Linked DNA regions of Homo sapiens: region 1 is linked to region 2. A link is an interaction called in ENCODE POLR2A ChIA-PET data of the cell type or tissue named here. Cell type or tissue: PC-9. All regions are shown on one strand. Each heading gives the region's core, and the rest is flanking DNA. Links, peaks and the distances in the headings are about the cores only.

What was found. ChIA-PET counts read pairs that join two places held together with the same protein. Peaks named below come from ENCODE experiments on the same cell type or tissue, not always from the same donor. Only the 100,000 strongest peaks of a DNase experiment are listed, where the experiment ranks them.
Region 1: POLR2A ChIA-PET joins it to region 2 with 11 read pairs; 5 of 35 experiments call an interaction of 5 or more read pairs at or near these places.

What each region holds. Positions count from the first base shown.
Region 1 is chr12:13,001,303-13,017,900 of GRCh38, forward strand. The region is part of intron 2 of GPRC5D-AS1 (GPRC5D and HEBP1 antisense RNA 1); the gene reads left to right. It also overlaps the pseudogene HTR7P1. Among named protein-coding and RNA genes, the nearest start is that of HEBP1, 9.3 kb to the left of the region's middle. RefSeq lists a silencer at 1-57 and an enhancer at 482-1,027. In PC-9, for the core only: no CTCF peak of the experiment used is centred there; no DNase peak of the experiment used is centred there.
Region 2 is chr12:13,214,398-13,230,995 of GRCh38, forward strand. It overlaps EMP1 (epithelial membrane protein 1), which reads left to right. Exons shown (of 5, transcript NM_001423.3): 5 at 137-5,544. The coding sequence ends at 294. Among named protein-coding and RNA genes, the nearest start is that of EMP1, 26 kb to the left of the region's middle. In PC-9, for the core only: no CTCF peak of the experiment used is centred there; DNase peaks (open chromatin) are centred at 7,924 and 9,004; H3K27ac peaks cover 4,812 bases.

The sequences.
Region 1 (16,598 bases), core at 3,935-11,934, 210 kb before region 2:
GGCCGGGGATCTGGGACAGGCGGGGCCCCGAGGCCGAGCCTGGCGCTGCCCAGCGGCCGGTGCAGGCCTCAAGCTGGGCCGGGCGGAGGGGAACCGGCGAGTTGAAGCCCCGGGGCCGAAAGCCGGAGCCTGTGGCGGCCGCGGGGGTGGGGAGGGGGGTGGGGCGGCTTCTTGGGCAGCGCCACACGGCGGCGCAGTGATGGATGTTAACAGCAGCGGCCACCCGGACCTCTACGGGCGCCTCTGCTCTTTCCTCCTGCCGGAGGTGGGGGGCAGGCTGCCCGACCTGAGCCCCGACGGTGGCGCCGAACCGGTCGCGGTCTCCGGGACGCCGCATCTGCTGAGCGGGGGCCCCCGAGGTGACGGCCAGCCCGGCGCCCACCTGGGACGCAACCCCGGGCAATGCCTCCGGCCGCGGGGAGCAAATCAAGAAAGGGCCGAGAAAGTTGTGATCGGCTCTGTCCTGACGCTCATCTCTCTGCGATCGCGGGCAACTGCCTGGTGGTATCTCCGTGTGCTTCGTCAAGAAGCTCCGCCAGCCCTCCAACTACCTGATCGTGTCCATGGCGCTGGCCAACCTCTCGGTGGCCATGGCGGTCATGCCCTTCATCAGTGTCACCGACCTCATCGGGGGCAAGTGGATCTTTGGACACTTTTTCTGTAACGTCTTCTCCATGAATGTCATGTGCTGCACGGCCTGGATCTTGACCTTGTACGTGATCAGCATCGACAGGTACCTTGGGATCATGAAGCCTCTCACGTACCCTATGAGGCAGAAGGGGAAATGCATGACGAAGATGATTCTTTCTGTCTGCCTTCTTTCCGCCTTTGTCACTTTACCTACCATTTTTGGTCGGGCTCAGAATGTAAACGATGATAAGGTGTGCTTGGTCAGTCAAGACTTTGGCTACACGATTTACTCCACCGCAGTGGCATCCTAATCCCCATGTGCGTCATGCTTTTCATGTACTAACAGATTTACAAGGCCGCCAGGAAAAGCGCGGCCTAACACAGGTTACCTGGCTTCCCTCGAGTGGAGCCAGACAGCAGTAGTCACCCTGAATGGCACAGTGAAGTTCCAGGAGGTGGAAGAGTGTGCAAACCTTTCGAGACTCCTCAAGCATGAAAGGAAAAAATATCTCCATCTTTAAGCGGAAACAGAAAGCAGCGACTACCTTGGGGATCATCGTCTGGGCCTCCACCATGTGCTGGCCGCCCTTTTTCCTCCTGACAGCCAGACCCTTCTGTCTATGGCACTGCCTGCAGCTGCATCCCACTGTGGGTGGAGAGGATATTTCCATGGCTGGGCTATGCAAACTCTCTCATTAACCCTTTTATTTATGCCTTCTTCAACTGGGACCTGAGGACCACCTATTGCAGCCGGCTCCAGTGCCAGTACCAGAATATCAACCAGACACTCTCAGCTGCAGGCATGCATGAAGCCCTGAAGCTTGCTGAGAGGCCAGAGAGACCTGAGTTTGTCCTACAAAACTCTGACTACTGTAGAAAAAAAAGTCATGATTCATGACTGAAAGAGGGATAATGGAGATGAAATAAACAAGGCAAAATAGAGGTGGAAACAGAAGAAAGTCATTTGCCAAGACTGCAGAATGGAATGCAGCTTCTGTCCTTTCTTAGGATGGCTAAAACGTGACAAACAGCATGACCTGATGTACAACATATCTTATGAGGGAGATGGTGACCTCTCCTTTTTTCTGTGGATCAGTGTTATTGTGTGTTCTCAGTTTAAGATAGCAGATCATCTCAGCAGTAAGCACACTGACAGAATTGAGTTCCAGAAAGGAAGCAGTTTCAGGTTCTTAGCACATGTCCAAATCCATGCAAGTGGGAGAAAGTTCCAATGCACACTTTCCATGCTTCCGAGTCTAGGTCTCGTGGTGAATATTCAGCAATCATTCATGAGAAAGAATGTATTTTGTTGTATGACAGAAGGGTTTACCAAGCAAACTGTGGTAAGCATAGTATCGAATATGTTGCATGTCCATTTTAGAAAACAGAGCCCAGTCATCAGCTAATACAAATGATTTCCCAGAGCAGTGTTTGTTTCAAGCTTCTGTCAAATAGTTTGGCTTTTCTGCAGGGTCCCTGTAACTTCCCCACAAATGTACTTCTTTGTTAATTCACTTATTGTTATGGTGTGGCTCAGGAACAGGTCTCAGGATGGAGAGCAGCATACAACCTGAACAAAGCTTTTTCTTGTGCTCTGAAGGGTCCTGAGACGTGAGGGGGATGCCTTCCATGAGGATTTTTATCTCAGTGAAGTGCGAGTGGTACCCACCTGTATTGTCATTAACATGATTATTGGCATGTTTTTGACTCTCATTTTTCACAAGGGTGCAGTGGGGCCATGGACCATCCCATGGGATGGTCCATAACTGTATGTTATATGGAAATAGTGTGGGAATAATGGGTTTTCCATGAAAGGTTGTGATGCTTCTGGAGATGGGGGCATAAACGTGTTCATTCTTGTTGAGCAGCATTGTGTTAAACCAAATTGTGTGAAGTGGAGGTCACCTGGACCACTCCTGGGAAATGCTCCAGAACACCAGTCTGTTCCTTCTAGAAATTTGTTCTCTGTATTTATTTTTATTTTTTATTTTGAGGCAGTGTCTCACCCATCCTGTCTCCCAGGCTGGAGTGCAGTGGTGCGATCTCGGCTCACTGCAACCTCTGCCTCCTGGGTTTAAGCAATTCTCCTGCCTCTGCCTCCCAAGTAGCTGAGATTACAGGCACCTGCCACCACACCTGGCTAATTTTCGTATTTTTAGTAGAGAAGGAGTTTCACCATGTTGGCCAGGCTGGTCTCAAACTCCTGATCTCAGTTGATCCACCTGCCTTGGACTCCCAAAGTGCTGAGATTACAGGTGTGAGCCACTGTGCCCAGCCTGTTCTCTGTATCTTAAATCAACTCTGTGCCAAAGCAGTTCTGTCCCCTGACTCCCACCCCTACCCACCAAAAAGTGGTAGACATGAAGGGCAGGTAAGGGAACAGAAAATGTCTCCTTGCAGCTATATATATTTTAAACGAACTGTGTAATAAGTATGAGCTAAGGAGACAGAAAGACAGTAGATGAGAAAAGAAGAGTACCTATACCTACAAGGGGCAAAATGAATGCAATCCTTCATTTGATAAGAGAGAACTGAAAGAGAATATTATTTTTCTACAATAAAGCAAGCTGTCCTCTCAGGATAAAGTGGAATTTCGACATGGATTATGGACTTCTTCCAACTCCCATTGACATTGCTTCTTACCACACATGGGGAAGGGCTGCCTTTCCTGAAAGGGGAAGAAGGCACTGTCCTTTCAGACAAAGTTTGTACAAATTCCTGAACTGCAGATTTGCTAATGTGACCGCGTATACTTATATTCATAATTTAAGTGATTGTTTATGGTCAGATACATATTGTTAAACTTGAAAATGTTTTATTACATTACATCAAATAAAGTCTATTTGTAGCTGAAAAAACTAAAAATAATAAAAAGGAGGAAACTGAGGCTTAAAACAATTAAGTAACTTTCCCAGGCAACAACTAATGTGTGGCTTGGTGAGGATTTGAACTCATGTCTGTGTTGTCAGCGTCCATAATGCTTTGTACTCTGTCACCCTGGCTTTTCCGACCTGTATCTACATCTACATATGGCACTGCTTTCCAAATACTTTCTAAATGTCCAGCTTCCCCCTTGGACTCACTCCTTGAAACTGACTTCTCTGAAAGTGTCCCTCAAACACTGTGTCCATGAACACTGTGTGGTCCTGTCTGAACTCTCTTGTCATCTCATTTGTTCTAATATTCTGCCTACTTGAGGATTCTCTTTTCTTTTTTTTGATACAGGATCTCACTCTGTTGCCCAGGCTGGAGTGCAGTGGCATGAGCTTGGCTCACTGCAGCTTCGAACTCCCTGGCTCAAGTGCTCATCCCACCTTAGCCTCCCAAGTAGCTGGGACTGCAGGTGCACACCTAATTTTTCTATTTTTTGTAGAGACAAGGTTTCTCCATGTTGCCCAGGCTGGTCTCAAACTCCTGGGCTCAAGCAATTCGTCCAACTTGGCCTGTCGAAGTGCTGGGATTACAGGTGTGAGCCACTTTGCCCAGCCTATTTTTCTTTTTTTGAGAGAGGATCTTGCTCTGTCACCCAGGCTGGGGAGCAGTGGTGCGATCATGGCTCACTGCAGCCTAGAACTCCTGGGCTCAAGTGATCCTGCCACCTCAGCCTCCTGACTACCTGGGACTACAGGTGTGCACCACTACTGCCAGTGAATTTTTAATACATTTTTGCAGAGAAGGGAATCTCACTATGTTACCCATGCTGGTCTCAAACTCCTGCCTCAGTTGATCCTCCTCCATCCGCCTCCCAAAGTGGTTAAATTAAGCCAACCTGCCTGGCCTTTATGAGGATTCTTTATGCATGTTTTACCCATTGGTTGCATTGTCATTTGAAATTGTTAACCTAATTGTCAGACTAATTTGTGGCAGCTGCCCTAAACCAGAGCTGAGGGATTGCCTGCTGTGCTTTCCTCCTGAGCAAGGGGAAGTTGAGCCGGAGCCAGGTAGTGGCAATCAATAATAGTGGTACTGTTGACCTCTAGCTTTGTGGTAAAAGATATTAACTTTATTAACTCCAGACAAAAAATATTTGCCCTTTGACAAATATTTGTTCATTGCTATAAAGTAAATTGCCATTTAATTATTTCATAGTTCCTTGACTCTAAGATGCTATTGATTATAAGACAGGCCCTGTTATTTTATGTGCCACCAAGAAAAAAAACAAATGCTACTAAGTAAACTATGACATTCAATTGATTTTAAATGCATCCAGAGACATTAAAATGTGAAATAGCATGCAGCTTGGAGTTCATAAGAGATTCTTAGGTTGCTTTGTAAGGGTCTCTTGAGTATTTTTGCTCACAACCATACCTCCTTTATAACAAACTAATCTTTTAAAAGGCAAGATCTATTTTTCTTTAGCACTTCCCTCACTAGCCACACACAGAGGATGCTCAGTAAGTGTGGAATGATTTAAAACATTCTTGATATTAGAGCTAGTCATCTATTTTAGTTACTAAACTATATACAGTGCAATGGGCTCTATTACTCAGTATGGTCAAGTAGCGGAAGTATTTGGGAATCAGAAAACATCGGGTCAAAAGATGGGGATTCCAATCTGGCTCTGTCCTACCAGTGTAATGAATATTTCTTCTGCAAATTTCCTAACCTCTGCAGAACTCACTTTCTTTCTTTTTTTAAATTTAGAGACAGGGTCTTGCTATGTTGCCCATGTTGGTCTCAAACTCCTTGGCTCAAGTGATCTTCCCACCTCGGCCTCCCACAGTGCTGGGATTACAGGTGTGAGCCACTGCACCTGGCCTCAGAACTCACTTTCTACATCTGCAACACTGGGGTAATAATGCCAGCTCACAGTGCTGTCGGGAGGATTAAAGGAGTCCAGGCAATAAAAAGCACTGTATACACTGTTAAGGGCTAGATTCTCCCCACACCAGTGGTCAAGTTTGTCCTGCTACCAAGGGCTGAACATTGCTGCTTCAAGAGCATTGTGGGGAAGCATCATTTTAAAGTCCAGATTATTTGGTGTCTTGCCTTTTTTTTTTTTTTTTTTTTGAGATGGAATCTTGCTCTGTCTCCCAGGCACGATCTCGGCTTACTGCAAACTCAGCCTCCCAGGTTCAAGTGATTCTCCTGCCTCAGCCTCCCAAGTAGCTGGGATTATAGGCGCATGCCTCCCAAGTAGCTGGGATTACAGGCGCACACCCAGCTAATTTTTGTATTTTTAGTAGAGACAGGGTTTCACCATGTTGGCCAGGCTGGTCTCGAACTCCTGACCTCAGGTGATCTGCCCGCCTCAGCCTCCCAAAGTGCTGGGATAATAGGCATGAGTCACCATGCCCAGCTATTTGGTGTCTTTCTTTATCTGAAGAATTTGGTATGCTGTGAGACATTTTCCTTTGCAATTTATTAGGTATTATGATTGAATACTGTTGAGTGTGTATAAACTGAAAGAAAAATTCTAAGCCCCCCACTCGACTGAATGGACCCCTCGTCTCAGCCAATGGAATTCCAAAGAAACCTGAAAAACTAGTTCAGGCCATGATGGGAAGTGGGGGTCCCATCATGCCTCATTATACCTTCCTCCTTTTGGAATTCAGGCACAACTGACCAGTATTAACATTAAATCTTAAGGCTGAAAACACAGACTCTTTGTAGCAATAAGATACCAAATTGTAACCTTGTATAGCATCATATGACAGATAGCAGCTCTGAAAGAAATAAAAATATTTTAGATGCCGGGCGCAGTGGCTCATGCCTGTAATCACAGCACTTTGGGAGGCCAAGGCAGTCAGATTGCCTGAGGTCGGGAGTTCAAGACCAGCCTGGCCAACATGGCGAAACCCCGTCTGTACTGAAAATACAAAAATTAGTCCAGTGTGGTGGCTCATTCCTGTAATCCCAGCTACTCAGGAGGCTGAGGCATGATAATTGCTTGAACTCAGGAGGCGGAGGTTGCAGTGAGCCCAGATTGCATCACTGCACTTCAGCCTGGGCAACAGAGTAAGACTCTGTCTAAAAAAAAAAAACCCAAAAAACAAAAAACAAAATCAGATATGAATAAGAACATGGGTGGTTAGACATCTCTCCCATCATAGGAGGAGAGAGGGAGGAAAAGGTGGGTGTCTGCCTATGTACTTACGGAGGTTGGAGGTGGCAAGTTATGGGAGCTCCTGTCAGAAGGCTTTCATTTTCTCTGTGAAATAGGTTATGAGAATGATGGAACAGGAAGCAGGAGAGAACAGCTACCACCATTCTTTCCTTATAGGTAAGACATGGGCAAATCAAATAATATTTGGCAATAAGGCATCAACACACAGTTGCATGTAATAAAGTAGGCTGGAATTTATTCTCAAGGTAATGAGGATCTATTCCATTAAGATTTTTACATATGGTGGCTAAATAATTAGTGTTTCTGCCTCAGTTTAGCAGTAGTATTTTCTGGTGCACCTGAGACTCTTCTGAGTCCTGGCCCAAGAGTATAAGGCTCACAGAGAAGGGGTATTTCCTCCACATTGCCCCCTCTCTCCTTTGTGCAGTCTGCACAAAGACTGCCTTTCCAGTCAGCTTTTTTTCTTTTTTTCTTTTTTTTTTTTTTTTTTTTGAGAGAGAATGTGGCTCTGTCGCCCAGGCTGGAGTGCAGTGGCGTGATCTTGGCTCACTGCAACCTCCGCCTCCCAGGTTCAAGCGATTCCCCTGCCTCAGCCCCCCGAGTAGCTGGGATTACAGGCGCGTGCCACCATGCATGGCTAATTTTTTGTATTTTAGTAGAGATGGGGTTTCATCACATTGGCCAGGATGATCTTGATCTCCTGGCCTCATGATCCACCTGCCTCGGCCTCCCAAAGTGCTGGGATTACAGGCGTGAGCCACTGCGCCCGGCCCCCAGTCAGCTTTTTAAATTTTTGCATTCCTATATTTTATTTTTAAGTGACATTCAAAATTGTATATATTTATCATGTACAGCATGATGTTTTGAAGTATATACACATTGTGGATGACTAAATCTAGCTACTTCATGTATTCATTCCCTCATAGTTATCATTTTTGTGGTGAGAAAGCTTAACATCCACTCTTTCAGCAGTTTTCAAGAATATTTTGTTATAACTATAGTGTCCATGTTGTACAATAGATCTCTCGAACTTCTCCTTTCTAAATGAAATTTTGTATCATTTAACAAACATGATCCCAATACCCACCCCTCCCAACTGCCCTAGCCCCTGCTAACCACCGTTCTACTCTCTACTTCTATGAGATCAAGTTAGTGTCCACATGAGTGAGATCATGCAGTATTTATTTTTCTGGGCCTGGCTTATTTCACATGACATAGTATCCTCCATTTTCATCCCTGTTGTTGCACATGAGAGGATTTTCTTACTTTTTTATGGCTTAATAGGATTCCATTGTGTATATATACTACATTTTCTTTATCCATTCATCTGTTGATGAACACTTAGGTTGATTTCATATCTTGCCTACTTGAAGTACTGTTCATTAAGCAAAGCCAATAGCTTTGATTCAAGTCAAGTACTATGAATAGTGCTGCAATGAACATGGATGTGCTGATATCTCTTCAACACTGATTTCATTTTCTTCGAATGTATACCCAGAAGTGGGATTGTTGGATCACATGGTAGTTCTAATTTTAATTCCATGAGGAACCTCCATACTATTTTCCAAATACACAAAGGATGGAAATTAATGCTGTACTAATTTACATTCCCACCAGTGGTGTGCAAGGGTTCCTTTCTCCACATCCTTGCCAACACTGGTTGTCTTTTTTGTCTTTTTGATAATAACCTTTCTATGACGTAGGAGGTGACATCTCACTGTGGTTTTAACTGGCATTGCTCTGATGATTAGTGATGTTGAGCCTTTTTCATAAACCTGTTGGCCATTTGTGTCTTCTTTCGAGAAATGTCTAGTCAGGTCAGGTCCTTTGTCTATTTTTTTTTTTTTTTTGATACCGAGTCTCGCTCTGTTGCCCAGGCTGGAGTGCAGTGGTGTGATCTCAGTTCACTGTAACTTCCGCCTCCCGGGTTCAAGTGATTCTCCTGCCTCAGCCTCCGAGTATCTGGAATTACAGGTGCATACCATCATGCCCGGCTAATTTTTGTATTTTTAGTAGAGACAGGGTTTCACCACGTTGGCCAGGCTGGCCTTGAACTCTTGACCTCAGGTGTTCTGCCCGCCTTGGCCTCCCAAAATGCTGGGATTACAGGCGTGAGCTACTGCGCCTGGCCTGCCTGTAAATTTTTTTAAAATTTTTTATTTATTTTCATTTTTTGAGACAGTCTCGCTGTGTCACCCAGGCTGGAGTGCAGTGGCACAATCTCGGCTCACTGCAACCTCCACCTCCTGGGTTCAAGTGATTTTCCTGCCTCAGCCACTTGAGTAGCTGGGATTACAGGCATGCGCCACCATGCCTGGCTAATTTTTGTATTTTGAGTACAGACAGGTTTCACCATGTTAGCCAGGCTGATCTCGAACTCCGGGCCTCAAGTGATCTGCCCACCTTAGCCTCCCAAAGTGCGGAGATTTTAGGCGTGAGCGACTGCGCTCAGCCATATTTTAAAAATAAGATTATTTGTTGTATTGCTATTGAGTTATTTGAGTTCTTTATACATTTTTTGGTATTAACCCCTTATCAGATGTATAGTTTGCAAGTATTTTCCCCTCTTTTGTAGGCTGTCTCTTCACTCTGTTAATTGTTTGCCCTGCAGAAGCTTTTTAGTTTGATATAATCCCATTTGCCTATTTTGCTTTTGTTGCCTGTGCTTCCACCAGCATTTCTCATCCAGGACAGGGCTCCTCCCAGGGTGTCTGACTGTGGGCATGCTCCCCTCTTCAGGGTGGGCCCACCCTGAAGCACTCCCTGCCCACAGTGGCATGCTTTTTCTTCTGTCTCCCATCAGAACATAGGGTACCAGCAATATTTACTCACTAAGAAATTGTTTCCTTTCATCTTTCTTTCTAAATTATAAAATGAAAAGTCATCTTCTTTAATGTTCAACATTTCTAAATGTCTGATTTGTTTAAATTTATAAATAATTTATAGATTTAAATTTACTGATTTGTGTTAAATTTATTCACCACTGTTTATTTACTACCTACCCAAGTTCCCAGGTAGTCTACGGGGTTCTAAACTGTAGCAGTGAACAAAACAGACGAAAACCCCTGCTTTACTGGAGTTTACATTTCGGCGTGGGAGACAGGCAGTAAATAAACACATTCATAAATATGTAATAGGTCAGGTGGTGTGTGTTGAAGGCCAACGTATGTCAGTGTGGGCCACTTTAGATAGGGTGGTGACATTTCAACAGAGACTCCCCAAAAAGTGAGGGCATCACTGAGAAGATAGCTAGGGGAGAAGTTTTCAAGTCAGTCGGAAAGGCACGTGCAAAGGCCCTGAGGTGGGAGAATACCTGGCATGTTGAAGAAAGCAAGGAGGCCAGTGTGGCTGGAGTTTACTGAGAAGGAAGAAGGTTACAGGCAAGGGCTCCAGAACCAGGCTGCCTCGGTTCAAATCCCTGCTTACAAGTCGGGTGACCTTGGGCGACTTATTTACTCTCTCTTTGCCTCAGGGCTGTCATCTGAAAAATGGAAATAATGATAATGTGTACCTCAGAGGCTTGTTATGAGGATTAATAATTGCAAAGCACTTAGAACAGGGCCTGGCACATAGTAAGTGCTCTGTAAGTGAATCTTAACCTAAAAAAGGAGAAGAATGATGAAAAATCCAAATTGAAGCAACTATTTCAATATCATAAAATTACTAATCTATATTCTTTTAAAATGTCAATGTCTTAAAAGACAAGAAAAGGCTAAAGAATTGATTCAAATTAAACGAGACTAGAGAGACACTACAAGTAAATGTCATCTGTGATTATGGGCTGGACCCTGTGCCAAGAAAAAATACTCTAAAGAACATTAGTAGAATTAAATTGATTAAGTTAGCATACAGACTGTAGATTAGATAAAAGTATTATATCAATATTAAAGTTCCTGACATTGATAACTATATTGTGGTTGTGTAAGAGAATATCCTTGTTCTTAAGAAATACACACAGGGGTATTAAGGGGATAAGCGGACCTACTATCAAATGGTGTAGAGATAAGCTGTGACACACACACACATACACACAGCCTACTTCTTTAACCTAATATATTAAGTATCCTTCTCCTAGTTTCCTATACCGTAGCTGCATTGATCTCCTTGGTATTCCTTAAGAATACAAGTATGTTCTAGATCAGGGTGTAGGTATTCACTGTTTCTTTGCTTAGAATTTCTTCTCCCAGAAATTGACTTGAATGGCTTCTTTTCATCATTCGGGTCTCAAATCCCCTTTTCAGAGAGAGCTTCCTCGACTCCCCAACCTAAAGTGTCTCCTCTCCCTAGAGTGCTTATCATTATCTGAAAATAATTAATTCATTTCTATGCTTCTTTTCCTTTTTGTCTTTTTCTTCCCACTAAACTGTACATGTCATAAGAGGAGAGATCTTCTGGATCACAACTCTATCTTCAGTACCTAGAATAGTGTCAGAAACATAAGCTCTCAATATATATTTGTTGAATGAATGGGATGGGATGGGGTGGGTTGGTGTGGGATAGGAGAAGACTCTAGGAGGAAGGTCGGCAGCATGAACCCAGTTATTAGAGAGACTGTGGGTGCATTAGTGTCTATCATTCCATCCTACTACCAGTACAACTTTTTAAGAAGGGAGATATGCTTAAAAGAGGTTGGGAGGAGAAAGAGAGAGAAAGCACAAAGAGGAAAAAAGTATAAGATATGCTTATTTGAAACTTAGAGGTTGATCATAATCAGCAATTTTAGAGAAAAAGAGGAATCAAAGGAGAGGAACTTTGTTGACATGTCCAAAACAATTGTAATGTCAGCCATTTCTTTCCTTTTTTTTGCCAGAGTTTTGCTCTTTTGCCCAGGCTGGAGTGAAGTAGCTTCCGCCCCCCAGGGTTCAAGTGATTCTCCTGCCTCAGCCTCCTGAGTAGCTGGGATTATAGGTGCTCACGACCACCCCTGGCTAATTTTTGTATTTTTAGTAGAGACAGGGTTTCATCATATTGTCCAGGCTGGTCTCAAACTCCTGACCTCAGGTGATCGACCTGCCTGAGCCTCCCAAAGTGCTGGGATTACAGACGTGAGCTACCACACTCAGCCTAATGTCAGCTATTTCTTTTTGATGACATAATCCACATTAAAATTGTATCTAGAACAGTAAGAGGAACCAGTCTCCAATGACATCTAAATGGGTGTATTGTCCTTTATTTTGGAAAATTCCCCTTCCATCTTATTTAGGACAATGTTGTAAGTTTCCCACTCTTGGGATCAGCACCTGGATGTTGTCTTTGGCTCTCTTCATCCTTACATTTTCTTTTTTCCCTCCTAAATCCTCAATTCTTTGTGATTCTTCTCTTATATTACTCTCACATGTGGACCTATGATGTGGGTCAGTGTTTCTCAGTGTGCTTCTTGCATCTGCTGTATCACTTGGAGAGCCTGTTAATCATGCAGATTCCTTGGCCCCAAATCAGAATCTCTGGGACGGGTAAGCAGGGAAACTGGTAACTTTTAAAATTTTTCATTTTTTTAAGTAAAATATAGATTTCAAAAATTCAAAATATACTAAAGGATATGAAATAAAGAATTTTTCTCCTAGACTCTGTTTCTCAGCTACCCTTTCCCCTTTCTTAGAAGTATGCATTGTTGCATTTTTTTTTTTTTTTTTTTTTGAGACAGGGTCACACTCCTCCACTCAGGCCTGGAGTGCAGTGGCACGATCTCGGCTCACTGCAACCTCCGCCTCCCGGGTTCAAGTGATTTTTGAGCCTTAGCCTCCCAAGTAGCTGGGATTACAGGTGCATGCCACCATACCCAGCTAATTTTTGTATTTTTAGTAGAGACGGGTTTCACCATGTTGGCCAGGCTGGTCTCAAACTCTTGATCTTAAGAAACCACCTGCCTCAGCCTCCCAAAGTGCTGGGATTACAGGTGGAGTCACCACGCCCAGCCTAAAAGTATGCATTGTTATATTACTTTCATATATATTTTTCCAGAGTTTTTTTGTGCATAGACATACAAATACATGCATATATTTTTTTTCTCTACTTTCTCATTACACAAATGATAATGTACTATACTTATGGTTTCTGTAAATTGTTCTTTTGTTGTCATGTGCCAATGTATTTTGGAAATCATGCCATAGTGATATATGAGTAATGATTCACGTTTTTCCCAGTGGTATGGATTTTCATGTATGGATGTGCCGTAAATACTTAACAAGGAGCCTATCAATGGAGGTTCACATTGTTTTCAATCCTTTGATAATAGGAACAATATTGCAGTGAATAACCTCCGAAATATATCATATCCCACATGTATAAATATACCTGAAGAAAATTTTCCTGAGCCAAAGGATATGTACATTTAAAATTTTGATAGATATTGCTAAATTATTTTCAGTATAGGTTGGCAAACTCACCAGTGAAAACATCTGGGCCTTCAGATTTCTTTCTTGGAAGGCTATTAATTATTGATTCAACTTATTTAATAGAGCTAAAGCTATTCAGATTATTTATCCTTGTGTGAATTTTGGTAGTTTGTGTCTCTCAAGGAATTGGTCCATTTCATCTAAATTGTCAAATTTATTGGCATAGAGTTGTTTATAGTATTCTTCTTTTCTCCTTTTAATATCTGTGTGATCAGTAGTGATAACCCTTCTTTTATTTCTGACATTGGTAATTTGTGTCTCCTCTTTTTTTCTTGGGTAGTTTGGGTAAAGGTTTATCAATTTTATTGTTCTTTCCAAAGAACCAGTCTTTGGTTTTGTTGATTCCCTCTATTGTTTTTCTGTGCTCAACTTCATTGATTTCTGTTGTAATTTTTATTTCTTCTGTTCCTCCATTGTCTTTCTTGCTCTAGTTTCTTAGGTGGAAGCTTATTGGTTTTACATCTTTCTGTTTTTCTAACACATGCACTAAATTTCCCTTTAATCACTATTTTTGCTGCACCTCACAAATTTTGATAAGTTGTATTTCCATTTTCATTTAGTTCAAGATATTATAAACTTCCCATAAAAGATAAGTTGTTGAGCCTGCATAACTTAAAAACTGACATATTTGCTGACTACCCGTGCTTAGAGAAAAATGCAGAGAGCAATGTGAGGCCGAAGTTGTGGAAACAACGGAGGTTGTGAACCAAGAAAATGGAACAGGTTTTAGGTTAGCAGGGAAAGGTGAGAGAGAATTCCAGGGAAGAGTTCAGATAGTAATGCCTATTGGGAGAATCTCTATTTGGAAAGCATTTTATTTTAAATATATAAAATGCACAACAAAATTACCAATTTAACATGCAATTATGGGTATTCGTAATAATATTTTCTTTCTTCTTTTGAGACGGAGTCTCACTCTGTCTCACCCAGGCTGGAGTGCAGTGGCGCGATCTCGGCTCACTGCAGCCTTCGCCTCCTGGGTTCAAGCGATTCTCCTGTCTCAGCCTCCTGAGTAGCTGGGACTACAGGCACGTGCCACCACACCTGGCTAATTTTTTGTATTTTTAGTAGAGACGGGGTTTCACCATGTTGGCCAGGCTAGCCTCGAACTCCTGACCTCGGGTGATCCACCCGCCTCAGCCTTCCAAAGTGCTGGGATAACAGGCATGAGCCACCAAACCCAGCTCATAATATTTTCTGATTAATGGCTATAAGAAAGTGCTTTAAAATAATCAAAATATACCTTTTAAAATAAACAAATGAAAAAACAAAAATATCTTTGAGTTTCTCTTGAGCCTTATTCTTTGAGCCATGTGTTAGTTAGAAGTGTGTTGTTTAATTTCCAAATATTAGGGGGATTTCCTAGCTATCTTTCTGTTACTGATTTCTATTTTAATCCCATTGTGGTCTGATAAATTCCTTTGTATGATTTCTATTCTTCTAAATTTGCTAAGGTGTATCTTATGGCCCAGAATGTGGTTTATCTTGATGAATGTCCTGTGTGGGCTTAAGAATAACGTGTATTCTGCTGTTGTCGAATGGAATAATCTATAATGTTAATTAGATGAAGTGATTGATAGTGCTGCTCAGGTCAACTATATCCTTACTGATTTTCTGCCTGCTTGATTTATCAATTACTAACAAAAAGTTGTTGAAGTTTCTAACTATAAATAGTGGATTTGTCTGTTTCTCCATTCAGCTTGGACTTGGGCACATTTGGGATTGTTATGTCTTCTTGGAGAATTGACCCCTTTGTCATTACAGAGTGCCTCTCAATCCCAGAAGATTTTCCTCATTCTGAAGTCTGTTTGTCTGAAATTAATATGGCTCCCCCAGTATTCTTTTGATTAGTGTTAGAACGGTTTATCCATCTCTATTTTTATCTCTCTTTCTTTCTTTTTCCATTCCTTTATTTTTAATCTATCTGTCTTTATAATAAGAATGGTTTTCTTGTAGATAATGTATAGTCTTGCTTTCCTTATTCATTCTGACAGTGTCTTTTTTTTTTTTTTTTTTTGAGACAGGGTCTTGCTCTGTCACCCAGACTGGAGTGCTGGAGCGCAGTGGCATGATCACTGCTTACTGCAGCCTTAACCTCCTGGGCTAAAGTGATCCTCTCACCTCAGCCTCCTGAGTAAGCTGAGACTACAGACACATGCCACCATGCCTGGCTAATTTTGTTTATTTTTTGTAGAGATGGGGTTTTGCCATGTTGCCCAGGTGGTCTTGAACTCCTGGGCTCAGGCAGTCTGCCTACTTTGCCCTCCCAAAGTGCTGGAATTACAGGCGTTAGCCGCTGTGCTCAGCCTCTGTCTTTTAATCGGTATAGTTACTGATATAGTTGGATGAATATCAACTGTTTGCAGCTATTTTCTATTTATTGCCAGAGGCTTCTCTTTCTGCCTTCTCTGGTTTCAACTGAGCATTTTGTATGATTTTATTTTATCTGCTTTCTTAGTTTATCAATTATATTTCTTAAAATTTTTTTAAGTATTTTCCTTAGTTTCAGTATGAATTTTTGACTAATCTATCTTCAAATAACACTATACCATTTCACATGTAGTGCAGATACTCTCTTTAGGTTGTAATCTTAAGCAACTCTGGAGGGTTTTAGAGATAAATGTGTGGAGGATGGAATAATCTACCTTATCTTTCATGGGTGGAAAAAGAGGTTAAGGAGTCCCAGACTGCCTGCTTCTCCCTGTATCACCTAAACGTTTGTTTTTTATCACTTTTTGATGCTATGTGATTTGGTGCACAGATACATGTAACTCATATCTTTATTATGCATTACATCCTTTATCATTATAAAGTGCTTTAAAAATCTTGTTAATGTTTTTTGCTCTTAACTCTGATATTAAGATCATATCCCCAGCTTTTATACAGTTAGACTTTTCAGACACACTCTTGCTATCCTTTTATTTTTAATTTTTTTGAATTTTGAGCACACATATTTGACTATGGACAAAGAATTCCACCTCTGCCTATATGCTGTATAAAGCACTGTACATCTGAAATCACACTTTTCTTGTGCAGAGATGCATTCATATGCATATGATCTTTACCAGAGAAGTTTCCAAATTTATTTGTGATGGATGAGAATGTGTATTCAAAGGTAATATAGTACTGGAGTTATCTTCAGGGGTATTATACTCCTCTTGACTCAGCCCCTACCTCGCCACTAAAGATTCATTTTTAAATGAACAAAGCAATAGACAATAGAACATCTCTTTTAGGTGTGCCCAAAACAGAGCTTTGCTTTGCAATCCAATTTGAAGATTTTTTAAACAGTGTATTTAGCTATTTCACATTAATTCCAAGACAAATGTTTGGTTTTTGTCATAAAATTTCAAGTTATATTTTCTATTTTTGCAATTTATAACCTCTTTGTTTTTTGTTTCCTGTGCCAACACTAAAGCATTTGTATTTTTGTGCAAATGGTTTCCTTTATAATTATGTTATTTATAACACCGTATTCACCTGCATTTCTTGAGATAAGGCCAATT
Region 2 (16,598 bases), core at 5,200-13,199:
TCCTGTTTAGGGACAAACAAGCAGAATTCATTTTCCTATTGCTAATGAGGGAAATAGGATCTTCTTAAAATTAGTAAAACTTTTTCTCGACTTTAATGTAAGAAAACACACCGACAAATCTCCTTTTCCCCTGCAGGGCTGTGCATTCTTGTGGGGGTGTCCATCTACACTAGTCATTATGCGAATCGTGATGGAACGCAGTATCACCACGGCTATTCCTACATCCTGGGCTGGATCTGCTTCTGCTTCAGCTTCATCATCGGCGTTCTCTATCTGGTCCTGAGAAAGAAATAAGGCCGGACGAGTTCATGGGGATCTGGGGGGTGGGGAGGAGGAAGCCGTTGAATCTGGGAGGGAAGTGGAGGTTGCTGTACAGGAAAAACCGAGATAGGGGAGGGGGGAGGGGGAAGCAAAGGGGGGAGGTCAAATCCCAAACCATTACTGAGGGGATTCTCTACTGCCAAGCCCCTGCCCTGGGGAGAAAGTAGTTGGCTAGTACTTTGATGCTCCCTTGATGGGGTCCAGAGAGCCTCCCTGCAGCCACCAGACTTGGCCTCCAGCTGTTCTTAGTGACACACACTGTCTGGGGCCCCATCAGCTGCCACAACACCAGCCCCACTTCTGGGTCATGCACTGAGGTCCACAGACCTACTGCACTGAGTTAAAATAGCGGTACAAGTTCTGGCAAGAGCAGATACTGTCTTTGTGCTGAATACGCTAAGCCTGGAAGCCATCCTGCCCTTCTGACCCAAAGCAAAACATCACATTCCAGTCTGAAGTGCCTACTGGGGGGCTTTGGCCTGTGAGCCATTGTCCCTCTTTGGAACAGATATTTAGCTCTGTGGAATTCAGTGACAAAATGGGAGGAGGAAAGAGAGTTTGTAAGGTCATGCTGGTGGGTTAGCTAAACCAAGAAGGAGACCTTTTCACAATGGAAAACCTGGGGGATGGTCAGAGCCCAGTCGAGACCTCACACACGGCTGTCCCTCATGGAGACCTCATGCCATGGTCTTTGCTAGGCCTCTTGCTGAAAGCCAAGGCAGCTCTTCTGGAGTTTCTCTAAAGTCACTAGTGAACAATTCGGTGGTAAAAGTACCACACAAACTATGGGATCCAAGGGGCAGTCTTGCAACAGTGCCATGTTAGGGTTATGTTTTTAGGATTCCCCTCAATGCAGTCAGTGTTTCTTTTAAGTATACAACAGGAGAGAGATGGACATGGCTCATTGTAGCACAATCCTATTACTCTTCCTCTAACATTTTTGAGGAAGTTTTGTCTAATTATCAATATTGAGGATCAGGGCTCCTAGGCTCAGTGGTAGCTCTGGCTTAGACACCACCTGGAGTGATCACCTCTTGGGGACCCTGCCTATCCCACTTCACAGGTGAGGCATGGCAATTCTGGAAGCTGATTAAAACACACATAAACCAAAACCAAACAACAGGCCCTTGGGTGAAAGGTGCTATATAATTGTGAAGTATTAAGCCTACCGTATTTCAGCCATGATAAGAACAGAGTGCCTGCATTCCCAGGAAAATACGAAAATCCCATGAGATAAATAAAAATATAGGTGATGGGCAGATCTTTTCTTTAAAATAAAAAAGCAAAAACTCTTGTGGTACCTAGTCAGATGGTAGACGAGCTGTCTGCTGCCGCAGGAGCACCTCTATACAGGACTTAGAAGTAGTATGTTATTCCTGGTTAAGCAGGCATTGCTTTGCCCTGGAGCAGCTATTTTAAGCCATCTCAGATTCTGTCTAAAGGGGTTTTTTGGGAAGACGTTTTCTTTATCGCCCTGAGAAGATCTACCCCAGGGAGAATCTGAGACATCTTGCCTACTTTTCTTTATTAGCTTTCTCCTCATCCATTTCTTTTATACCTTTCCTTTTTGGGGAGTTGTTATGCCATGATTTTTGGTATTTATGTAAAAGGATTATTACTAATTCTATTTCTCTATGTTTATTCTAGTTAAGGAAATGTTGAGGGCAAGCCACCAAATTACCTAGGCTGAGGTTAGAGAGATTGGCCAGCAAAAACTGTGGGAAGATGAACTTTGTCATTATGATTTCATTATCACATGATTATAGAAGGCTGTCTTAGTGCAAAAAACATACTTACATTTCAGACATATCCAAAGGGAATACTCACATTTTGTTAAGAAGTTGAACTATGACTGGAGTAAACCATGTATTCCCTTATCTTTTACTTTTTTTCTGTGACATTTATGTCTCATGTAATTTGCATTACTCTGGTGGATTGTTCTAGTACTGTATTGGGCTTCTTCGTTAATAGATTATTTCATATACTATAATTGTAAATATTTTGATACAAATGTTTATAACTCTAGGGATATAAAAACAGATTCTGATTCCCTTCATTGTGTGAATGTTTTTTTCTAAAAAAAATGTGGAGAAATATGGATAATTATGACATTTATCCCTCATTAAGCTGCCTATCAGTTTGATTTGGACAACTTGACATTTATTTGAGACATTAAGCTACTTTCTGGTAATATATTAGGCATTTCTGCAATAGCTCTTTCAGGTAACTGAATATTATTAAGCATAGTTTTATCTTGCTTTGATTAAACCTCTTAGGCAAAAAATGGAACTTCATAAGCTAATACATTAGAAAGGGGTTATGATTATAAATCAGAAATGCTTGTGACATTAAGAAATGAGGCACTTGTGAAATTTCTTTGAAATAGCCAGCTCCTCTAATGTGTCTTCAAAATATAAAGTGATTCACAAAGGCATGCATCACACCTATTTGTAGCAGCCCATTCATTACATAAACCAGGGCATACCTGTGTGGGCTCTGTGAGTGAAGGGAGGCTTCACTACTTTCTGTGAGCAGTAAGGACTGGTATCTTTCTGTGAGCAATAAGGACTGGATAAAGACTGCATATCCTTGTGTCGTGTCAGCACCAATACAATAAGGAGGGTTTTAATGTGAAGCAGGCAATCTTCCAGCCCCTTCTGGTCTTGGATGAAATAGTTGCACAGAGTATTGCACCAAAAATACACAATGGAGGCTGAAAAGTTCAACATATTTTAAGTCAATTAATCAAATTGCATTGATTCTTGATGCTTTCTTAGAGGCCTACATGATTTCTTAGATTGCTCTGATAAACTATCATAAGGGGTCCACCTCCCCTCATTTAGCTCCCCCAGGGATTTCTTTTCCCCCATGTCATACACCCAGTCCTAAATCAACCCCCAAGGCTATCCTTCCATCCCTTCTGCAGAGGGAACTTTTGTCAGACTCTGCAACAAACTCCTAGCTCTATCCAGAGTGTCCTCTGCTGCTAAGATTGGTATCTTTCTCCTCAAAAGCCTGGATGGTGAATGGGGGTGCATTAGTCAGAATTCTCCAGAGAAACAGAAAAAATAAGATTCGCGTGTGTGTGCAAACATATATATAAATAAATAAAAATATATTTATTTTAAGGAATTGACTCACATGATTTTGAAGGCAGGCAAGCCCAAAGTCTGCAAGGGGTGGGCCAGCAGAGAGCTGGTGCTACAGTGCGGGTCTGAAAGTTGCCAGAGTCCCTTTTATAGAGAAGCTTAAAAAATATTTGTTGAATTAAATGTCTTAGGTAGAGACAAATTGAATTAAAGTGGTTAAGTAAATACTCTTAGGTGAAATTTGTGCAAATTATGAGTATAAAGAGGGTGAGCTACAGAACTCTCCATGACCACTCAAGAATGGGACCCAAAGGCAAATGATAACTTATTCATTCATCAAGGGATAAACTTGAGTTATCAAATGGTTAATAGATAAAGATCCCACTCTGCCTTGGATTTAGCCATCGCAGTCCCTGTGTAAAACCCCACCGGCTTTCAGGCATGGAAAAAAATTTCACAAAGGCCTTGAAAGAAGGCATATGAAGACCAAAAGGATATTGAGCAGGGTTCCATACTTGAATAAAGGAAGAAACTCCCTTCAATGTTTACTAAGAAATAGTTAGAATATAGCATATCCTGTATAGATGAAATGTCCTAGCGAAAATGTTTAAATGTATTTAAAGAAGAGCTAGATTTTGTGGGGGGAGAGAAGGGAATAGGATAGGCTGGTGGGAGGAAGAATGAAAAGAAGAAAACTTGTTGGAAATTTTGGAGTAGATTGTGAGGAGGGGTGACTCACTTTAAAGATGTATCATTTGGAGGTAGACACGATTTTCAGAGCACAAAACAGATAAGGAAAGATGTATGCTGATTGTGTGGAGCCCAAGGGAAGGCGGGGTTTTGGAGTCTTACGTGGCTTTGTTTCTGAAAGGGAGACATGTGAAGCCTACTCCTGAGGCGGGAGGCTGGGGACATGACCATCAAGACCTATAATTGATAAACAACTAGGGGCTGGGTGCTGCACCTACATGCTGGGGAAATAGAAAATGAAGCAGACATGTGTCCCATCTTCTTCCAGCTTTCAGTCTAGCTTGGAAATAAATCTCATACCTAGAGAAAATGGAGGATCTGTGGGATGTAGATGAGGTGGGAGCATGAATGCCTAGGGAGGGAAGAAGAAAGATTTTCAGTTCTTCAGCTTTTCCTCATGACCCTATCTCATGCCATGAGCAATTGTCTGGCATCTCCTGTGGGTTGGACCACTGCTGCATTTCTTACTTGCCAACATCACTTTGTCCCAAATGCCATTCCTTTGTTCCAGGGCCTCCTTGTCTTCCATCTGGGGAACTGGAGGTGAGAAGCATTATAATAGCCTCTCTGCCTTTATCTACAATCTCTCCAACCTGTGCTTTATGCTGATGTCAGGATGGGCGTTGATGGATGCTTCTATCACTGTCGGGGCAGGGAGGGCCAGAACACTAGCATAAGATGTCAATATGTCTATCCATATGTCAGGTCCATACTCAACTCAAGCTTCTGGTTAACTGCTGATCTATTGGCAACTCCAGTTCCCAATAAGTTCCTCATCTCCTTCTGAGACCACCTCAGTGTGGACTTAATCGTCCACATCACTGTCAGCATTTTGGTTAAAACCATTCAACAAGTCTCCAGGAAGCTCCAAACTTTCCTTCATCTTCCTGTCTTCTTCTGAGCCCTCCAAACTCTTCCAACCTCTACCCGTTACCCAGTTCCAAAGGTGCTTCCACACTTTCAAGTATCTTTATAGCAATGCCCCACTCCTGGTACCAAATTCCTGTATTAGTCTGTTTTCACACTGCTATGAAGACATACTTGAGACTCGGTAATTTATATAGAAAAGAGGTTTAATTGACAAAAAAGCTAACAAAGTGAGCCCTGATTCAAAAATGACTGTCTACACTTGGCACATGAGGGACTTTATGATATTAAGAGATTAATTAAACAACAGTGGATGGGGAGGAAGAACAGACTTTTGAGCTCTTCCCAATATAGGAATGTGTTAGTTCTAAAAATTTTCTTAAGTTGTTTGCTTGGAACTCAGAGTATATTTTTCCATACGAAAAATTCAGAACTATTTTATTTATGATATGGGCTAAAAAGACTTCTGTAATCTAGCTTGGAAACTTAATAATCATTAAACTTATTTTCAATGAGATACGACTGTTTAAATTCTGAAACCTGGAACCCTCTGTTGCCCTGCAAATGCTTTAGGAAAAGAAGAGTGTGTCTGATGGAGGATAAGATGGAAAGTGAATATGGATCCATATTCAGAAGACACGGTTGCATTACAGCAAAGGAACAGCTTTTTGCTGGCCATGCTAAGCATTTGACATTGATGTGGGAGAACATGGCATTCAGTATGACTCTGTCTGGATATATATAGTTTTGTAAATTGGGTGTTCTTAAGTTGAGACTGCATGTTTCATTCCAAAATCAATCTTAGTTTTCCCACTTGCATTAGCATATTGTATTAGTCCGTCTTCACACTGCTATAAAGACATACCCGAGACTGGGTAATTTATAAAGAAAAGAGGTTTAATTGACTCACAGTTCTGCATGGCTGGGGAGGCTTCAGGAAACTTATAATCATGGCAAAAGGGGAAGAGGTACGTCTTACATGGTGACAGGGGAGAGAGAGCATGCAAGAGAAGGGAAAACTGCATTATAAAACCATAAATTTTATAGAACCCACTATCCCAAGAACAGCATGAGGGAACCACCCTCATGATCCAATCACCTTCCACGGGGTCCCTCCCTCAACACATGGGGATTTGGGGGATTACAATTCAAGATGAGATTTGGGTGGGGGAACAGCCAAACCATATCATGTATCAATGCTTAAATTCAGTTTATCTGGGAATTTTGAATGATTCCAACTCCTTAGTATAGACATTTACAGGCTTTTGGGCATTATGAAATCGTACTATTTTTAATTTGATTTCACCACTTCTCCTCTGTCTTATAAAAAGCTGACATTGAGCACATGTGTCCTTATAATTTTTAAGGTGAATCAAAAGTAAACCTGTTTTGAGTATTTGGATATAGTTTTGCAGTAGCTCTTGAGGTTACTAGGGTTGCAAAATCAAGTTTGAGAATTATAGTGCTAGATTTATGGGTGAAATGGATTACACTAATTAGTCTGACATTTAGTCACCTTGTTTTAAAAAAGCAAGGCAATATTCTGGCAGTGATATTGAACTCCAGATTTCTTTCCATATACTCACTTATGAAATTTACTTCAACATGGCATACCAGAACTGACTACTAATTTCTTTCCCCAGAATAATTTAAATTCTTTACGTCTCATTGTATTTAGTACTTGTCAGAGCTCCTGGAAGGACAGATAAAAGATAAATGCAGACAATTATTCATTGCTCAGCTTAGGTTCATTTCAGCCGGTCATTCTCTTGACCTTACCCTGGACGTCCTTATTCCCCAGAACCACTCTTCCTAATTCAGAGGAACGTGCGTGGCTCCTAATTTCTGGAGCTAACACCCACTACCACCAGTTTTGAACTCCATGCTCTTTTTTATTTTCCAGATGGAGTCTTGCTCTGTCACCCATGCTGGAGGACAGTGGCGCCATCTCTGCTCACTGAAACCTCCTCCTCCTGGGTTCAAGCAATTCTCTTACCTCAGCCCCCCAAGTAGTTGGGATTATAAGCGTGTGCTACCACACCTGGCTCAATTTTATATTTTGTATTTTTAGTAGAGATGTTGGCCAGGCTGGTCTCCAACTCCTGACCTCAAGTGATCCACCCACCTCGGCCCTCCCAAAGTGCTGGGATTACACGTGTGAGCCACCGTGCCTGGCCAGAAGGCTGTGCTCTCTTAGCTCTTCAAGGATGCTCTATTGTTATTCTTCTTCTCCCTATATCTCTACTGGAGATTTTGTCTTGTGGGTAAAATATGCTTAAGTTTACCATATCTTAAGCAAAAGAAAACACACAAACAACAACAAAAAAATCACTCCTCTCTATACTAATACTTTGCCTCTTGGTCTCTTATTATCCGTCTCCACCAGGCCCTGTCTCTGGGGTCAAGGGTAAGAGCTCACATAGAGGCACACCATATATCTACATATTTGAAAGTTGTAATATCAAGTTAACAAGCCATTAAATAAAAGTGTTCTATTGTCCTACCTTGATAGAAATACCTAGAAGGTCAGGTTAAATTGAAAAAACTCAGACTCCTTGTAGTCCTGGGGTAGAAGTCGGCTTACTGGGGGAGTGGGTGTCAGGCTCTCTGCTCATAGCTTGACTTTCTTCTCCCTTCCTCCTCTGCCCCATCTCCCACCATGAGAGACACGGAGTGCATATGAGTGGGTACTCCGGCCCACACATCTGAGAACAGCCCTCACCCATGCCCCATCTTGCAGACAGCTGCCCCTGGGCCATCTCATAGGCCATCCCATAACACAGTCCACTCTCTATTTGACAGGCCCAGGGAGAGGGGCTTAGTCATGAGCATGAGGACATTTGGCCAGGGACTTTGGCAGCACGAGCAATCAAAATGCAGTCTGGCAGCAGGGTGTGGCCTCCAGGTGGGTGTGCTCCTTTGGTCCTGAGCCCAAGGACTTCTTGCCCCCGGGAGGGTGTGGCTGGAGGAGGGTTGGAGCAAAGCCAGGAAAGCACAGGCCTAGAGAAGGCCTCCCGCCTGATCTAAGGGTGCAAGGCTCAGGCCTCTCTTCCCACTCCCTCACCTCGGGCCTCCCTGGAGCCAATCAGCTTCTGCCCTCAGCACTCCAAAGTGATAGCTCTGCTGAGGATCAAGATTCACTTTATATTCTCCAATCCAATGGGCACTCTTAGCCTGTACCTTTTTGTTTTTTTTTTTTTTGCCTGCTGCTTATTGTATCTTTGTATTTTGCATGGGATTTAATTAAAATTCCTATAATGAATGATCACCTATATTGGAATGAATCCAAAAACTGCATCTAGACTCAGATCAGCTTTCTGAAGCCAGGGCCGTAAGAACTACAAATTCAACTGAACCCCTGAAGTTCTCCTCCCTTTCTTTGACTTCCCCATCTCAGGAAATAGCCACCTATCACTTAGAATTACAGGCCAGATATCCAAGCGTCACTCACCATTCCTCCTTCTCCCCCATTCTTCACATTTAATTAATAACTGTATCTTGGTGATTCTAATTCCCAAATATTTCTAGATTCTTTCCCTTTCTTTCCATTCCCTTCAGTGTGATCTTAGTTTAGACCTTTAATTGCATTTATTTAAAGTAGCTGAATAGGCTCATAAGAATTCACTGCTCCAACTAATTTTCCACTCTGTTGCAAAAACTGATTTTCTTGCAGTGCAAATATGAGCGTGCCATTCTCCTGCTTTTAATCCTTCATTTTCTCCTTCAGGTTGTGCAGGATAAAATTCAGAACTTGTCTATTGCTGCCTTTTCCCCCATGGCCACTCTATCCCAGGGCTAAAACACACACTTATACCATGTTGTGGGGGTTTTCCCCACATGTCATTTGTTTTTCTGAAGGTCCTTCCCCTGGTATCCGGCTAACTCATCCTGATTTCACAGGATCAGAGCACATTCCTCATCTCCAAAAGGGTGGCCTGATGCCCCAGGCCCTACTGAAATGAGCTTTGTCAATGTTTACATAATATCATATGTGTATTTCATCAGAGCATTTGTCACAGAATATTTGAATAGTGGGTTAAACTGCATGCTTCTCTCACTGGACCATGAGCTACAAGAGGGCAGGGAACTCATATTTCATTTCCTTTCCTTCAGCATTTAGCAGGATGCCTGGCAATTAGCAGATGTTCAATATAATTGTGTGAGAAGGGCTGGGGAAGGTGCTGGGACACATCATCACGGGTGACAGAACCGGTCCCCTGTGGCACTCACTGTTTCGGGGAATTGGACAGGTGGTTCCAATGCAGGCGGAGTGCCATTGATGCTGAGAGAGAAGGGAGGAAATGTGCCTCTGGGGGTTGTCTGTTACTATTTTTAGGGTCATTAAAAGTGATTAAAGCCCTCTCTGTAAAAGTGTACACATATATATTTTTTTCATAAAATTCTCCTAAAACATCCATGGGTTTCCTAAGTAGTACAGCCCTTAGGCCTGGGCAGAATGACCTCTGCTTTAGAGCATTGCATTTATTTAAAGTAGCTGAATAGGCTCTGGTCCTCATCCAGCTGTGCATACATTTAAGATGAACTTTAAGGGTGAATAAAATGTTGGAAGTTGTAAAGAAGTTGGAAGTTGAAAGATCAGCCAACGAAATCATAGCGATGGAAAAGCTGGCTGGAGCAAGTGACCCATTTGGAAAGGTAGACTGGGGGCTTTACTGCAGAAGGTCTTGACTCTCAGGGTTAGGAATTTCACAATGATTTGGAAGGATAATGGGAATTCCTAAAACGTTTTTGAGCAATGATATAACTGGAATGTGCTCTGAAAGGATGAATTTGGCAGATTATACAGGGGGTTGCAGGAGAAGTGAAGAAGGTGGAGAAATAGTTGGGAGGCTACTGTAGTACTTGAGGGAAGAGGTAATAAGAACTGGACAAAGTGGGTGGGATGGGAATGGAAGAGATGAATATAATACAAAAGGTATGATTTAGATGTCATGTGATTCAGCAAGATTTCAGGGAGAAGGCAACAAAGATTACTCTGATTTACCAGACTGGAGTTGGGGGAACTGGCCACGCCATGAACAAAAGAGGGAAGCTGGAGGAAGAATTTGAGGGGGAAGATTATAAACTCAGATCTAGACATGTTAAGTACAAGGAGCTGGCTGGACATTTAAGTATCTTGCTCCTTAGTCTAAAGATGTCTTAGGTTACTTGTGAAGGGTTACTTTCCAGAGGGATCCTGGGGGTTCCCCAGAGCACCCACAAATGTAAGTCTCTAGGAGGCTGCACATTTCCCACATTTAGCCTCTAGCTAGGTAAGCTTTTCATAGCACTTCCATCAGCCTGGGTCAACTCACTTGGGACTGACCTTATATCTGTTTGAATTCAGCTGTCTTTTGTTTTAAATTTTACTTTTAAATTGTTTTATTACCAATTTTAGCTCCCCCAAATTAGCATCACACTTTCTCCTTGTGTTAGTTCCAACCTGGATCCTGTAGGGGTGGACATGGGAGGGTGATGGGAGGACAGGGCATGGATCTGGGACACACTTGGAGTTTTAATTTAGTATCCCATGAAACTTCTTGTTTAAAATATCTAATTTGCTAAAATTTGCTTTTCAAAAATGTTGGCCTTTTACTAAATTTCCCTTTTCAACATTTTAAACATCTGCTTTAGTTTTAAAATGGCTGTCTTTTTTCTTTTTTTAAAAACATCTTTTACGTTTGTGCAAACTTCCCTATCCCTCAAAACAGAGACTTCCATTGGGCAAATTATTTTGATGTGAAATCTCTGAACAATCTCATTAGCAAGAGATCTGGAATGATGTCTGAACACAGGTAACAGTGACCTGTCATGGATGTAAATCAAAGAATATTATGAAAAACCCCATGTAATACCAGGACATATGAAGAAATATGAAGATGAGAGGCAATCATTCCTTTAGATTCTGCATTAGTCAGATTATGGTCTGAGTTATAGAGTACTATGTTCAGTGTTGGTCACCACCGTTCAAAGAGATGTGAAGAAATTAGAGTGATTGCAGAAACAAGCAACCAAGATGATTAAAGGGTTGGATAATAGGTTCCAGGATGAAAGATAAAAAGGTTTGTTGCTGTTTCCAGAAGAGAAGACTAAAGTAGAGCGTGATTCTGCAAGGTTTTTATAAGACATGGTTAACAGAAACAACATATGATGGAGAAAGATTGCGAGCAAAGCTAAAAGAAGAGAAAATGCCTCGTTTTGGATAAGTCAGGCCAGAATCAACCTTTTACCCTTTCCTATATCGTTACTAATTAATCACAACATTTTTTCCTGCAGGGCTTGGGCCAGCCATATAAAATCCCCCAAACGGAACTCCAGGCAGCCTCTCCCAGTTCTTTGAAATTTTTCCTTAGAAAGACAGCTGTTTTCTCCTCTATTTTGGGCGTCGAATGTTTTGAGAGCTTGAGGCTTTACCAATGGATTTCTCAAAGATCTTTCTAGCACCATGATTCTACCAAATAATTTGATTAAATGAGTTTCACAAGGAATGGACTTAATCTGTAGATGATAATGGATCTAGGCCCTTTGACGAAACTGGGACATCTCTGGAATGCTTTTAGTGAAGGGATTGGAGACTTGGCTACTCTCTTAACACAGAAAGTTTAATTGTCTTCTCAAAGAAGCTCTTCACAGACAGCCTAGAAAGCCTCATAACGCTGGAAAAAAAGAAATATTTGGATGGAGCCAGAAGTAAGGAAAGAATTTCTACCAGGATCTCCTGTGTAGAATCTACTATTTGGCCCTGGAGAGGAAAACTGGGCTCTAGGAGGAACCTGAACACTGATTGGCCGAGGAAGGCATTGAGATGCCAGAATGAAGCTAGTTGAAGTCTCCGCTTTTTCTGTAGCTCTTTATGTGTTGTTATGAAAAAGCCTGATGAACAGTGGTTTTCTGACACGAAGTTTGTGGGAGGTAAACAGTGATAAATGACAGTTCAAGAAGCTGAAGGGCAGAAATCAATACTTGCTGTTACTCTGCAGTAAATTATGAGAAGCCTTCAATGAGAGGGACAGATGCTGTTTTTCCAATTGCATGGTTTGAACTTTAGTTGTTTATAAATTTTCTTTCTCCCTGTGGGTCTAAGTTTCTGTCTTTGCCATATATACCCTAAATGTATGGTGATAAATATCAGGCCACTTAAAAAGGTGGTAGGTAATTCACCATTAGTGTCTGAATTTTCTTCTCTACCATTGACTTTCTCTAACTTTTCTAATGATGATTAACATAGTTTGTTTTGTCAAAGGACAGCCTTTGGACCACAAAATGGATGAAAATAAAATTTAAAAAAAAGAGCTAAACTGCCTTTAAAAACCGTTAAGAATCTCTTAATACTAAATTTCAAGGGCAGAGTCTTTCTCAGTGCCATTTGGCTCACAGACATGTATTCCAGAGCAACCAAATTTGAAATACAAAAATAAAAAAGATTTTACAAAAGCCATTTCTTCCAATGAGGTCAGCAACAATTCTCGTCATTTCTTTTTTAAACAAATTCATCATGTTCCACCAAGTAAGATATTTACATATACTAACTTGAAATTTCACTCCTGAAAAAATAATAAAGGAAAAAGTCTTCTGGGATATTTTTGCTGTTTTATGGCAGTTGTTGATCTTTAGTGTTTATTAATTTTTTAGTCTTTTCCTTATTTATATCCACCCCTCCCTGTTACAAAAAATAGACTAATTTCCCAAAACTTGAGCTAAGAAGTCTGCTCTTAGATGGTGCTCCTGTTTTATAGCTGCTGATTAGGCTGGCAATCAGGAGAAATGTACAAACGCATTGGAGGAGACTTCTTGCAGCCTGTCCATCACACACACATAGACAGCACTTCTGTTGCTGCTTACCTGAGACAGCTATGTGATACTTTCTAGGACAAGTTCAGATGCGAGTCTCGAGTCATGATGGCAGAGAGAATATACACACCACACTGCTCCAGTGGTCTAGGGGCATTGCAATCACAGAGGGAGGAGCTGGCTCTTCCGGCCCCTTCTCTACTCCCTGCTCGCTAACTGCGGGTTCACCTGGCCAACCTACAGACTAACCTGTGAGGAGCACTCAGATGGGGGGAGAACCTCCTGCCAGATGTAATAACGATTATTTTGAAAGGCAGAGGGGAGGAAGAGGGCAACCAGGAGAACCTTATAAGACTTCAGGGCTTTCAGGCAAATAAATGATGGTTTGATGGTTTGAGGGGCTGTGACTTAGAGCCAGATCACACAGACTTCTGAGACATAATCCAATCAACACCAAGCACACCTCCTTTGACTGTAAGTAACTTGAGTGCTTGTTCTAGGACTTTTGTCTCCTCTGTTTTCCCAGAACCAGACACGTTGCCTGGTTCATAGACACTGAGTAACATTACATTAGACCAATGAAAGGATAAAAGAATCCTAGGTTCTACTGAAGGAGAAATGGGCTTACACTGAAATATTGGGAAGAGAGGGTATAGAGTGGGAATTTATTGGCAAGGAACGTTGTTGTATTATTATAGGTCTGTTATGGGTTATTGATGAAGTGCCCTGTAATCTAAGGAGACGCATCATCACAGCAGAATTTCAACCATTCTGGAATGATTTCAGTGGGCTGCCTGGAGAAAGGCATGAACTGACCACCGTAGGCTTTCATCCTTCCCTTGATGTTGATGATTCTCATTCTCAGGAAGGTGCCCTACACCCACCCCACCCCCAATTTTCTTGGAAAATTCTAATTTCCTACAGTCCCTGCAGTACAGAAGCCACTGATTCTGGACATTTTTGACAGTATGGTATTGGTATGGTATTGGTATGCTCTGAAAAAACCAATGCTTTTTCAGAGCAAAGACACTTTATCAAATACTATTAAATATTGATTACATGAAGTCCTCACTTAATGTTATCGAGGTTTTTCTCTTTTTTAATTTAAGAAAGAGTCTCACTATGTTACCCAGGCTGGTCTTGAACTCCTGGGCTCAAGGGATCCTCCTGCCTCAGCCTCCAGAGTACCTGGAGTTCCCACCGTGCCCAGTCACCAATAGGTTCTTGGAAACTGCAACTTCAAGTGTAACCACATACAACAAAGCCAATTTGATCACACGCTAATTGAGATAAATAAGAGTTAAGGTCCTGTGGCCTATTTCAAGCCACAAAAGCACTACCAAACTTCTAAATAAAGACCAAAACACTTCTTAAACGTTGAAATAAATATAAGCTATACAGACAATTAAGAAAGATTAATAAAAATAAGATAATTAATTACCCAATTATTTCAGTTCAGTTCAGTTTTGGATTGCTGGAGCCTCCTGCAGCAGCTCAGGACACAAGGTGAACTCGGACAAGACACCATCCCACCACAGGATGCGCTCACACCCACACCCACACCCACACCCACACTCACACTGGCACCACGTAGACAAGCCAGTTCACCTAATGTGCACAGCTTTGGGATGGGGGAGGAAAGTGGAGTACCCAGAGGAAACCCACACAGACATGGGGAAAGTGTGTGAACTCCACACAGACAGTGGCTCCACCTGGGAAGATATTTTATTTTTCTCATCAATGTTATAACAAAACGACGACGTTATTCAAGCACTGTCTGTACATTAATGGTGCCATCTGCTGAGATGCTTAAAAAACTAAAATGTGAGAAGGACCCAACGACCCCTCTGCCAAAAAATGGAAGTGCATCATTGTGTCTTGGTGCTAGCAAGTGTTGAAAAACAGAAGTTAAAAGCGTCTCCTACTTTTTTTTTTTTTTGCATTGGCGTCTGTTGACCTATATTGTGCATTCTGTGTAAATTTCATATGCCAGAAAAATCAAGAGTAAAAAGGTCATGAGAAGGCAGAAGAGTGGGTTGGAGAGGACTCTGAATAAGAGAACCTGGGATAAGACAGTTTATTAAGATATAAGCAATGATTTCTGACTTTTTTCAGCCAGGAGATACATAAGCACAGAGGATGTGATATCAGTCTTGGATCAATAAGGGATCTTGTACAATGAGAAAAGTGATGCATTTTCATCTCCCAGGTGCCTCTCCACCCCTTCTGTCTGGGGGCTGTGAGGTAGGGAATCTGCTGGCTATTCCCTGATGGACCTCTCAGGGTTACTAGACCAAGAGGCAACCTTGAGGAATGCTACTCGTTAACCCAGTTAACAAATAAATTAAAATCCTTGTCCTAGTGGGTGTCTGATTTCCAGTCTTTCATTTCACACGTTGACACTAGATGTCAGGGAAAGACTTAGCGTTCTACTTTGCAGGTCTCAGATCTCTTCAGCAGGAAGGAAGGCTGCCTGAGACAGAAATCAGGTATTGAAGACTGGCAGATTTCCCACTGTGAGCCACTGGGGACACCAGGGCTCTTATGCCAAAATATCACTATCCTGCTCACGCCCTGTTAGACATACTCTTGATGCTGTTAAAGCCCATAGACAGAACAGGTTAGATCAAGGTCATTTCATCAAAAAAGTTTTTTTTTTTTTTTGAGCGGGGGGAGGGGGAATGAAAGTCATTAATTTACCCTTTCGATTTTATTATAAAAGAGATTCAATTTTACTTTTCAAAAAAGGACAGAAGGTATAACATGGTCGTGTTTTATAATCCTTTTCATTAGTAAATTAGGAAGGAGGTAAACCAGTTAAAAATTATATGGGAGTCTCATAAGATTGTTCTGATGCTCTGTAGTACTTCCTTACATTTTGCAAAAATGACATTTTGTTTTAAATGATATTAAGCAAAAATGTGTTTTTACTGCAGAATAACTAAATCCTGACTTGCTTTCATTATGTTGCTATTATGATTCCCAAGGCTCTCAGCCCCTTCACAGGCTTCCTGATGTAACAAAAAACGATGGGCTTTTATAAAAAGTATGGATAACACATTCAAAAATTTTCCTTCTTCCTTCCTTCCTTCTCCTTCCTTCCTTCCTTCTTTCCTACCTTCCTTCTTTCCTCCCTCCCTCCCTCCTTTTTTCCTTCCTTCCTTCCTTCTCTTCCTTTTTTTTTTTTTTTTTTTAGCTTGCAAGAAGGCAATGTGAACAAACTGGAACCGGGAAGGATGGTGGTAAAGGACAAAGCCAGAAAAGGGTACAGGATTTCCCTTGTCATGCATATATTTTTGCTCTAGTCCAAAAGGTCATGGCCGTCGTATTCTCAGCCACCCTTTGGAAATAAGGTGGCTAGTCATCTACCCACCCAAGTTTAAAAATAGCCCTTCCTTGGTAGGAGGAGCCCACAGTGGGAGGAGGGCCCATCCAGATGCTGGGGAGCAGCCCCGCCTATGGAAAGATGTTCCAGGAGCCCCCTTGGTGCATCTGGGAGCCATTATATCATCACCAAAAATAGTATTATTAATACCGTATGTGTGTGTCCTTCATTTATTTGTGAACTGGATGTTGTGCAAGTCACAGGGGACTTGAAAAGAAAAAGACAAGTTTTTTGCTGGCTCACGATGGAGGCAGGAGAGAGACATGCTGGAAAACCATTCTAATGCTTATGATAGATATTTACAATGGTTGGTCATTGTTACCTACTGCAATCCAGACAACTCCATCTTCTTGGAACTTTCAGATAAAGATTGATGTGGGGTATGGTGGCTCACG